Linked DNA regions of Homo sapiens: region 1 is linked to region 2. A link is an interaction called in ENCODE POLR2A ChIA-PET data of the cell type or tissue named here. Cell type or tissue: Panc1. All regions are shown on one strand.

What was found. ChIA-PET counts read pairs that join two places held together with the same protein. Peaks named below come from ENCODE experiments on the same cell type or tissue, not always from the same donor. Only the 100,000 strongest peaks of a DNase experiment are listed, where the experiment ranks them.
Region 1: POLR2A ChIA-PET joins it to region 2 with 8 read pairs; 2 of 35 experiments call an interaction of 5 or more read pairs at or near these places.

Annotation. Positions count from the first base shown.
Region 1 is chr19:38,805,859-38,808,358 of GRCh38, reverse strand. It overlaps LGALS4 (galectin 4), which reads left to right. Exons shown (of 10, transcript NM_006149.4): 4 at 1,764-1,898. Among named protein-coding and RNA genes, the nearest start is that of LGALS4, 5.8 kb to the left of the region's middle. In Panc1, no CTCF peak of the experiment used is centred here; no DNase peak of the experiment used is centred here.
Region 2 is chr19:38,251,849-38,254,348 of GRCh38, reverse strand. PPP1R14A (protein phosphatase 1 regulatory inhibitor subunit 14A) reads left to right here. Exons shown (of 4, transcript NM_033256.3): 2 at 1,375-1,455; 3 at 2,011-2,043. Among named protein-coding and RNA genes, the nearest start is that of PPP1R14A, 3.3 kb to the left of the region's middle. In Panc1, no CTCF peak of the experiment used is centred here; no DNase peak of the experiment used is centred here; H3K4me3 peaks cover 2,500 bases; H3K27ac peaks cover 2,500 bases.

The DNA of each region.
Region 1 (2,500 bases), 550 kb before region 2:
AGCCACCACACCCAGCCCCTTCCTTCTTTTTCCTCTTTTTCCTTCCTCTTTCTCTGTTCTCTCCTCTTTCCTCCCCTCCTTCCTTCCCCCTTCCCTCCTCTCTTCTTCCTTCTCTCTCCTTCCCTCCTTCATTTATTTCCTTTTTCCATCCCCACTTTTTATGTCAACTTCTTTCTTTTCTTTTCCTTCTTTCCTGCCTATTTTATTTTATTTTATTATTTATTTATTTATTTATTTTTATTTATTGATCATTCTTGGGTGTTTCTCAGAGAGGGGGATGTGGCAGGGTCATAGGATAATAGTGGAGAGAAGGTCAGCAGATAAACACGTGAACAAAGGTCTCTGGTTTTCCTAGGCAGAGGGCCCTGCGGCCTTCCACAGTGTTTGTGTCCCTGGGTACTTGAGATTAGGGAGTGGTGATGACTCTTAAGGAGCATGCTGCCTTCAAGCCTCTGTTTAACAAAGCACATCCTGCACAGCCCTTAATCCATTTAACCCTGAGTTGACACACCACATGTCTCAGGGAACACAGGGTAAGGTTACAGATTAACAGCAACTCAAGGCAGAAGAATTTTTCTTAGTACAGAACAAAATGGAGTCTTCTATGTCTACTTCTTTCTACACAGACACAGTAACAATCTGATCTCTCTTTCTTTTCCCCACATTTCCCCCTTTTCTTTTCGACAAAACCGCCATCGTCATCATGGCCCATTCTTGATGGTCGCTGTCTCTTCGGAGCTGTTGGGTACACTTCCCAGACAGGGCGGCCTGGCAGAGGCGCTCCTCACTTCCCAGACGGGGCGGCCGGGCAGAGGCGCTCCTCACCTCCCAGACGAAGGGCGGCCGTTTCCTGCCTATTTTTAAAAATCCTCTTTTAGCGCTTTTCCTTAGTCCCATTACCCTACTGCTGAGAGTCTTGTAATACATTTCATGTGTATTTCCTCCTACCACTTTGTGTTTTTTGCAAAACGTGTACTTTTTGTTTTCCTCTTGAGACTGGGTCTCGCTCTGTTGCCCAGGCTGGAGTGCAGTGATGCAAACAGCTCACTACAGCCTCAACCTCCCCGGGCTCAGGTGATCCTCTCACATTAGCCTCCGGAGTAGCTGGGACTCTAGGTGCACACCACCACGCCCGGCTAATTTTTGTATATTTTTGTAAAGACGGGGTCTTGCTATGTTTCTCAAGCTGGTCTCGAACTCTTGATCTCAAATGATCCCCCACCTTGGCTTCCTAAAGTGCTGGGATTACAGGCATGAGCCACTGCGCCCGGCCAGTGAGCTGATTTTTGACCTTAGCTTGACCTCTGAGCTGTGGACTCCAAGGTTCCTGATGCTGAGGCTGTCCCAGCTCATCCCCAAGACTATCGACTCCCAATGAAAAAGATCCCTGATCCTTGCTTTTTTTTTTTTTTGAGACAGAGTCTTGCTCTGTCACCCAAGCTGGAGTGCAGCAGCGTGATCTCCACTCACTGCAACCTCCACCTCCCGGGTTCAGGCGATTCTCCTGCCTCAGCCTCCTGAGTATCTGGGATTACAGGAGCCCGCCACCATGCCTGGCTAATTTTTGTATTTTTAGTAGAGATGGGGTTTCACTATGTTGGCCAGACTGGTCTCACACTCCTGATCTCAAATGATCCACCCCCCTCAGCCTCCCAAAGTGCTGGGATTAGAGGCGTGAGCCAGGGTGCCCTGCCCTTGCTTCCTGTTTGTACCTTCCCAGGATCATGGGTGCTGACTCCTGACCTCCCATCTCTGCCCTCCAGGTGGTGGTAAATGGAAATCCCTTCTATGAGTACGGGCACCGGCTTCCCCTACAGATGGTCACCCACCTGCAAGTGGATGGGGATCTGCAACTTCAATCAATCAACTTCATCGGAGGCCAGCCCCTCCGGCCCCAGGTGTGAGGGGTCCCATCCCTTCTTGCGTCCTTTCTTTCTAAATTCAGTTCCACATTCATTTTTTTTCTTTTTTTCTTTTTTTCTTTTTTTTTTGAGACGGAGTCTCACTCTGTCGCCCAGGTTGGAGTGCAGTGGCGCGATCTTGGCTCACTGCAAGCTCCGCCTCCCAGGTTCACGCCATTCTCCTGCCTCAGCCTCCCAAATAGCTGGGACTACAGGAGCCTGCCACCACGCCCGGCTAATTTTTTTGTATTTTTAGTAGAGACAGGGTTTCACTGTGTTAGCCAAGATGGTCTCGATCTCCTTACCTCATGATCCACCCACCTCGACTTCCCAAAGTGCTGGGATTACAGGCGTGAGCCACCGCAGTTGGTCTATTTTTTCTTTTTGAGATGGAGTCTTGCTCTGTCTCCCAGGCTGGAGTACAGTGGTGTGATTCTGGCTCACTGCAACCTCTGCCTCCCAGTTTTAAGCAATTCTCCTGCCTCAGCCTCCCAAGTAGCTGGGATTACAGGCACCCACCATCACATCTGGCTAATTTTTGTATTTTTAGTAGAGACGGGGTTTCACCATGTTGGCCAGGCTGGTCTGGAACTCCTGGC
Region 2 (2,500 bases):
TAGGTGACAGAAGGAGACTTTGTCTCAAAAAAAAGAAAAAAGAAAAAGAGATGGGGCCTCGCTATGTTGCTCAGGCTGATCTTGAACTCCTAGGCTCAAGCAATTCTCTCTTGTCGGCCTCCCAAAATGTCAGGATTACAGGCGTGAGCCACTGCGCCTGGCCTTCTGTGACTTCTGTATGCTACAGTGTACACAGGACCCACGAGTCCTCCTCTTCATGGTGCGACAATGGTGGAAGGCATGGCCCTTCTCCCATGGTGACATGCAGTCCCTCTGTTCTCAGACTCACACCTGGGCCCATACAGGTGAACCAATCTGGTTGCTAGTGGCAGGTGGCATCTATGAGGCCATTCTCAGGTGGTGGGCCCCACAGCTGACTGTGGACACATGCTGATGTGTCACACACCCAAGCCAGAGCCACACACCTCACACCTGCAGGACCACAGTCCACTATACGAAGCCACTGCACGATGCCAGGTCCCTCTGCATCCTCGGCCAGCCCCAGGCCCTTGGCATCAGGCTGTGGCCCTGGCAGAGACTCACACACCTGTGTCCTTGCTGAAGCCCCTTCACCACACATGAACCAGGACCATCCAGCCCTGAAGCCCCAGGCCTGAAGCCGACAGCCGGACTTTGGGTTGGGGAGGAAAGGATTCATAACCCCAAGGCTCTCTTGCTCCCTCGACAGCTGGGGACAGCTGGGTCCTATTCCCAGCAGGGGTACTGAGCCAGCCTGCGCTTGGGCCACTGCCTGTAGAGGCCACACTCAGCGCCCCGCTCTTAGCAGCTGAGTTGAGCCATGACTCATCCCACCCACCCACCTTGAGGGGCCTCGGTGGTCCTCCCTTCGGTCTCACCAGGCTGCATTTTGGCCCTCTGGGGGCTGGCCCAAGCCGTCCCCTCCCTTCCTGTCCCCTCCCTTCCTGTCCCCTGGGGGAAGGGGCCGCCCCAGCTGGCTGCTGGCTGCCAGCCTCTCCTCCCCTGCACCTAGTGCTAAGACTTTTCCTTGAAAGGGCAGAAGCCAGCTCCTCTCCCGAATCCCAGAATCTGACATTCCAGGACTCCACTAGGCCTGTTTTCCTCTGTGGGAACTAGAGCCAAGGCGAGAGACCCGTGCCAGCCCCGAGGCTCCCGGGGCCCATGGGCCCAGGCATCGGGCTGGTACAGGGCCCCGGGGCTCTCTCAGCCCATCTGTCACCCCTCCCCCCCAACACCCAGATGTCCCGTCTTGGCAGTGCTGTCCCGGACTGCCACATTAATGCTCCAGAACCCGCCAGCTGGGCCCTGGGGCCGGTGGGGCTCCTGCAGAGCCCTGGACAAAGGCGAGGGAGGGAGGGAAGGGGATCCTAAGCACCCCTCCCTCCCTGGCCCTAGGAGGCAGACATGCCCGATGAGATCAACATTGATGAATTGTTGGAGTTAGAGAGTGAAGAGGAGAGAAGCCGGAAAATCCAGGTAGGTGGGGGGACGTGTCCCCCAGCCTCCCACTTTGCACCTCCCTAAAAATAATAGCAATAGTTCACGTGTTTACTGAGTGCTCACTAGATGCCGGGCACTGGTGTGATGGCTTTACATGTATTCACTCACTTAACCCTCACAAAACCCTCCGAAGCAGGCGCTAGTGTGAGCTCCATTTTCCCCATGAGGAAAATGAGGCCCAGAGAGGTTGAATCCCTTGCCCAGTGTCACACAGCTCAGAAGGAGCAGAGCTGGGCATCGAACCCAGGCAGTTTGGCAGCCATGTCTTTGCTTATGGCTTATACCTTTTTAGAGGAGGGAAGTGCTGTGTGACCCTCTCGCCCTCTCTGGATCTAGTAACTCACCCCTGCCCTGAGTCGATCCACATGCCCCTTGGGCTCTGTTCCTCTCTTGAAGCTTGGTGGGCAGTCCACCCTGGAGTCTGACTTCCATTTGTCTTGCTGCTGGGGCCTTTTGGGAAAGGGAAGGGGCTGGAGGGGAGTAGGTGTTAGTCATTTACTGTTTTGTTTTGTTCTTGGTTGGGGGTTTTAGGGACTCCTGAAGTCATGTGGGAAACCTGTCGAGGTGAGTTTTCTCTCCCTCATTCTCTCCCTGTTCTGGCCCCAAGTACTCTGATGGGGGAGGGGGAAGAAGCTGGCAGAAGGGTCTCTGGGGAACACCACCCGGCCCCACCACCCCCGGCCCCAACCTGCCCTCCGCAGCTCTTTCTGGTCTCCAGGGGTGTCTTTTGTCCTCCTACTTGTCTCTCTCCCTCTCTCCCCCATCTGCTGAGGGGGCTCCATTCTGTCCTCCCCCATCTGCCCTGTTTTTGCCTCTCCTGTGCCTGTCCTTTGGCCACCAGCCTTCGGGCTCAGTCTCCCTCTGTCCTCCCCTGTCACTGCCTCCGCCACCCCGGGCTCCCTTCCCCACCTCTGGGGGCCCTCCATCCTCCCAGGCCCTGAAGCTGAGCGGCCCAACCCCTCCCACTTCCTTCCCTGCTTTAAAAGGGAAAACTATTCATGTTTCTCCAACTAGCTCTAGG